Linked DNA regions of Mus musculus: region 2 is linked to region 1. A link is a loop called in an ENCODE intact Hi-C map of the cell type or tissue named here. Cell type or tissue: heart. All regions are shown on one strand. Each heading gives the region's core, and the rest is flanking DNA. Links, peaks and the distances in the headings are about the cores only.

Region 1 (2,907 bases), core at 189-2,688:
AAATCTGGAGGGACGAGCCAGTCGACAGGATGCAGCTGTGAGTGTCCACAGACTGTCTGTGACACCCCTGCCCCACCCCTACCCCTGCCACCAAGAGTCTGGTTAGCCGGATTGGGTTAACCTCTGGGACACTTAGTAGCGTTTGCATGTTGACTAGTATACTCAAGTGATTGAAGGGGAAGGGAGCAGACTACAGTTGGCTCTTCTTGACAGTGCAGTACTGTCCCAGGGACCCAGCACAAGGTTTATTCTGTCTGTGTTTTCTAACATGCAGGGTGAGCTGTGATGCTTGGTTCTTGTCTTGGGATAAGAGCTGCCCTCGCTTTCCACGTTATCTTAACACAATGTGACAATGAGAACAACTACATAAGCACGATTGCATGCCCGTGATGTTCCAAATACGTTAAATAGCCAATCTGATTTCATCCTCTTAGGTGCCTTAAGTGCTGCACAGCATCGTGGCTCCTGTTTGACAAATGGGTGAGCTGAGGCAGGGAAAAGGGAGGCCGTTGTTCACTTAGACTGCTTGTGAGTGGATCTGTATCCCAAAGCTCTGGGGTACTGCCACTCACGGCCTCTGTATTTACGCAGACTCTCTGGAATGCCAGATGCGTGCTTTCCTCCAGTCGCTTAGAGGCAAGTTCAGGTATATTTAGGAAGGGCTTGTTTAGAGAAATAACACATGTGGACATTATGATCTACAGTGGCTGCCTCTGGATAGCTGTCCATCCCCACAGGTCTGTCTCTGTACCTAAGGAACACAACTCATTCGGAGGACATTCCTATAGGCCTACTGTGTGCCAGCCCTGATTAGTTTACAAGGTATATAACTTTTATAAAGACTGAGCAGGTGTGACCCCAGGTCATTGTGCACAGCTCCCCCATGTCCCTAGAGTGGAAAATACCAGTTGTAGTGTGGGCGTCACCGAAGCTCAGGGGCCTGCACTCCTGAAGATGTGCCCATCTAGGTCTGGTCACACTGGTCTTGCTCCTAGAAGGATTAACCTCCCATATGCTACCGGCATGTTTCCCCCATAGGGATCTAGTTGTCCAAGCCATTCCACAGGGCCTAGGGGTTCAAACCCTTTGCCCTGTTGCATCATGGGCTGCCCCGTAACTCGGCAGCTGGCTTGTTTTCTTTCTAGGCCCCAGAAGTAGTGACCTTTGCCTGTCTGTTTATTTCAGGGAAATAATTCCATCCGGCGAGTATCGATTCCCTGGGGGCTACAGAAGCATGTCTGGAGGGACTTCTTTGAGTGGGGTGTCCTGAAACGGCCTCTCAAAGGAGGTGGCAGCTGCTTCCTTTCTCTCAGCCCCTTCTCACTTTGCCCTCTGAGATCTTCCTCTGAGGTTTTAGTGTTTGAAGCCTGGGGTAATGTTCTTAGACCTATGTCTGCGTAGATCTGTTTGTTAGCAACATTGATAAGAATAACCATAAGCATGCTTGGAACGTATACAGGGCTGTATGGATGTGGTAGTGTGTGTGTGTGTGTGTGTGTGTGTGTGTGTGTGTGTGTGTTTGATGCTTAGTTCATTGCCCTTTGCTTGTTCTTAGCAGCAGTGGGGTAGACATAAGTCTAAAACCAGCCTTTTAGCCTTATGAGGGGGAAGTGATGATCATACAACCATTTCCTGGCCTTAGAGGAGGCTGCGTTTCGTGGCATGAAGACTGCAGTGTCAGAGGCTGTTGACCTGGCTGGATGCTAACCAAGCAGAAGTGAATGCAGAGAAACCTTACAGCTCCTGCGCATTCATCTTTCCTCGAGCTGCAGGCAAGGAGATGTAGGAACTAGAAAACTGGATGTTTAATGTGGAAATAGTAAGGAGCTATAATTGAGAGTTCTGGATGCACGCATGTTCATGTGTGTTTTCCCTGGAGGATGGAACCCACTTGTAGATGAACTAAGTCTCTTCAAAACTGTAGGCATTCACTGAGGAAGCCTGGTCAGGGAAACGAGCCAGAGCCCTTTCCTTGGTGCCTTCAGCTCACTTCTGAATGGTCCTTGGTAGCCTTCTGGAATCTTTCTGTCTGTTATTCACAGTTTATCTGGCCCCTCCATCAACTTGTACTCCTTTTCTTGTATCAAAAGAAATTGTCTGCTCAAATCTTGAACGTTCATGGGACAGAGAAATTAAAGATTAAAAGGGAAGTTAGTTGACACGACTCAGGTTTTACGTGTAGGCTTTACTCTGTATGTGCACTCATATGTAGTACATGCATTGCCCGTGTATTTTGTATGTGCGTGTATGCACGCGCACATGAGTGTGTGTGTGTGTGTGTGTGTGTGTGTGTGTGTGCAGGCAAAAGTTGGTGTCAAATGCTTTCTTGTGTGCATATAAGCATGTGCACACAAGTGCAGGTACCCAAGAAGGCCAGAGGCATTCAGCCCCTGGAGCTGGAGTTACAGGTGTGTGTGAGCTGCCTGCCATGGGTACCTGGATCAGAATTCCAGTCCTCTGCAAAAGCAATATATGCTCTCAACCTCCAAGTTGTCCTTCCAACTCCCCCCCCCTCCTCTTCCTCCTCTTCTTCCTCCTCTTCCTCCTTACTTTTGGAGACAGTGTCTCTTGATGAACCCAGAACTCACAGACTAGGCTAGGCTGCCTGATCAGCAAGCCCCAGGATCCCCCTGTCTCCACCTCTACAGTCCTGGGCTTATAAATTCAAAACCACTGTGCCCAGCTTTTTACGTGGGTTCTAGGGCTCTGAGCCCAGGTCTTCTTCACGCTTGTGTGGAAAATGCTTTACTCACCGGACATCTCCCTATTCCTGTAGTCGCCATGTCTTGATTCTGTCAGAAATGCTGTTTCTGATCCCATTTTTCCAGCTTCTCTACATTGTTGGCTGTGACTAAACTTTTTGGAATGACATTAAATGAGAAATCTGTTGTCTGCAGGGTCCCAGTG
Region 2 (2,907 bases), core at 188-2,687, 88 kb after region 1:
CTGTGGGAGGTGGTAACTTAGGTAGGGGCCGGAGCTCCAGGAGCATGAGGGAACGCCTACCATGTTATGTAGGATCGGGGTTCAGACCTCAGCTCGACTGGATACCAGCCTGAAATTCCACACAAGAACCCATCCCTATCCCTCCCTACCCCCACCCTCACCCCCAACCCCACCTCCATCCCCACTCCCAACCCTGACCCCTGCCCGTGCCCCTACAATACTGCATCTGTAATGAGAGAGGCTGTGTCCTATAGCAGAGATTGTTGTTGTTGTTGTTGTTGGTATTGTTAGAAACTAGAGTAATGCCTTCAGCTACGGCAGAGGCAATGCCTTCCTCCTCAGGTCACCTCTCAAAACCATAACAATGATGATCAAGCAAACTGTGTCTTGACCAGGACTGTTCAATTGCACAGACCCATCTGCTTCTCTTCCCATTCTTCCTCGGCTTAAACCTGACGCTTGAGTCTGCACCTCAGAGGTGAACTGCGTTCCTTTGTTTGGTTCTATTCCCCACTGAAGTAGTTTGTATATGCTTGGCCCAGGGAGTAACACTATTAGAGGGTATGGCCTGTTGGAGTAGGTGTGTCGCTGTGAGTGTGGGTTCTAGTACCCTCATCCTAGCTGCCTGGAAGCCAATATTCTGTTAGTAGCCTTCAGATGAAGATGTAGAGCTCTCAAGCTCCTCCTGCACCATGCCTGCCTGGATGCTGCCATGCTCCCACCTTGATGATAATGGACTGAATCTGTGAACCTGTAAATCAGCTCCAATTAAATAATGTCCTTTATAAGAGTTGTCTTGGTCATGGTGTCTGTTCACAGCAGTAAAGCCCTAAGACACTCACCATTGTGTGTCTCTGGGATGGAGGTTGGAGCCCTGCTTGTGGAGGCTGCTGGACTGCTGGTTTACTCAAGAACACCAGTTAGAATGGTTGACTTGAGGTTAGCCTCCTAAATCTGGCTCCCAGTTCCTTCTCTGTTCTGAATGTGCCTTCCTTTACCTTGGCCATGTGTAGGAGGCAATGCAGAGTAGAGACTGTGACCAGAACCTCTGAGGTCAGATTTGCCTGTGTCTGCCACCTACTAGCTCTGAGACCCGGCCTCTTAACTAACCTTTCTATGCCTCAGATTCCTCAGCTAGAAATTAGAACCACAATTAATTTACGGTAAGGATTAAATGGGCTTGTTTGTGGAAATTCCTAGAATTTCTCCTGGCACATAGTAGGTCTAGGTTAGCTGACATTTGTATGTGTTTGAGCTTTTGTTGAAATTTTGAGTTGTCAGAGAGAACTCAGGCTACACACACAACTGCAAACAAGTCAAAACACTCAGTTTGCCATTCCTGACCTTAAATGTCTGTTCAGTTTCTAGCACTGAGTTTCAGTGAGCCCTACTGTGTGTGGTACTTGTCTCTCTTCCTCCTCCCCTCATTCTTTAGCTAGAGCTTCCAACATGGAGGCTCCAGCTGGCTACAGGGGACTGTAGAGCTTTCTAGTGCAAGTCCTACAGCTTAGTTTTGTTTGTTTGTTTTTGTTTTTAAGTCATTCTAGATTTATTGCACCTATGAAAATGGCTGCTGCTATCTATTTCGCAGACAGTGGAAGATGGAAGCATCTAGACGTTGTGTTTGAGCAGTCGGCTATGGGTCTGACTCAGTAAGTCCTGAAACTGTGTTGGAGATGAAATCAGGTTTATTCTGGGCTGTTATGCAACCCTGGGCAAGCGTCTCTTCTCTTACAAAACAAAGGAAGCCTGCCTGCTGACCTGGCATTATTATGAGGGTAGAAGAAATCCAGGTTGCATGCCATCTCTGTTTGTAAGAGCTCTGTGACCTCCTGCTAGCTGCTTCATTTCTCTGGGTCCCAGTTTCTTCACACATGAAACATGACCTTAAGCAAGACAGTTGCCTTCACTGGGCTGTTAAAAATGTCAGTGTGATGATGTATTTAGAGGTGTTCATGTATTGTCAAGGCCTGATTGTACTGTGGGCCTTTAACAGTAGTTACAACTTACTTGACTCAGTCCCATTATTACGATTATGGCAGGTATTATACAGGTATTATTGCCCCCCCATGTGTGTGTGTGGTGTGGTGTATGTGTGTGTGTATGTGTGTGGGTGGGGTGTGGGGTGTGTGTGTGTATGTGTGGTGTAGTGTGTGTATGTTTATGTGTGTGGTGTGTGGTGTGTGGTGAGTGTGTGTGTGGTGTGTGTATGTATGTGTAAGTGTGGTGTGGTGTGGTGTGTGTATATGTGTGTGAGAGTGTGTGTGTGGGGGGGGGTATGTGTAGTATGGTATGGTGGTGTGTGTGTATGTGTATGTGTGTGTGGTGTGTGATGTGTGGTGTGTGGTGTGTGGTATGTGTATGTCTGTGTATGTGTGGTGTGGTATGTGTATATGTGTGTGTGAGAGAAAGTGTGTGTGTGGTGTTTGTGTGTGTGTGTGTGCGTGTGTGCATGTGTGTGGTGTTTTCCCATGCATGTGTACATGTTCATGCGTGAGGGAACCCGTATACCTCAGAGAGCATTTGGAGACCAGAGGATAAACCGTTGAGTTTGCCCTCACCTTCCATCTCGTTCATGGCAGGCTTTTTCTTGTTTGCCACAGTGTTATATGCTCTAGGTTAGTTAACTCATAAGCTTTCGGAGCATTTTCCTATGGGGCAGAGTTAAGGGGTGCCACCAGCCACTCACTGACCATGCTGCTGCTGAGTGTGCTTGTGTGGAGTGTGGAGTTTTGGGTTTTATCTTGAACACTAGTGCACCAGGTTTAGTGTTTTGAACAAGTAGCAATTATTTACTTTCACCATTACATATGAACAGTTTTATCAATACCATGTATTGGCAGATCTTTTCTCTCCTCTTCTTGCTGCAAGCCTTAGCTTTTAATGGCTAACACATCTCTTTAGTCC

What was found. A loop is a pair of places that touch in the nucleus more often than their neighbours do. Peaks named below come from ENCODE experiments on the same cell type or tissue, not always from the same donor. Only the 100,000 strongest peaks of a DNase experiment are listed, where the experiment ranks them.
Region 2: it touches region 1 in a loop (2.3-fold over the local background); 3 of 42 quality-filtered maps call a loop at or near these places.

Annotation. Positions count from the first base shown.
Region 1 is chr10:84,422,824-84,425,730 of GRCm38, reverse strand. The region is part of intron 1 of Nuak1 (NUAK family, SNF1-like kinase, 1); the gene reads left to right. Among named protein-coding and RNA genes, the nearest start is that of Nuak1, 16 kb to the left of the region's middle. In heart, for the core only: no CTCF peak of the experiment used is centred there; a DNase peak (open chromatin) is centred at 1,220.
Region 2 is chr10:84,334,456-84,337,362 of GRCm38, reverse strand. It overlaps Gm46201 (a long non-coding RNA gene), which reads left to right and starts at 1,614. Exons shown (of 2, transcript XR_001779691.1): 1 at 1,614-1,652. In heart, for the core only: no CTCF peak of the experiment used is centred there; a DNase peak (open chromatin) is centred at 1,732.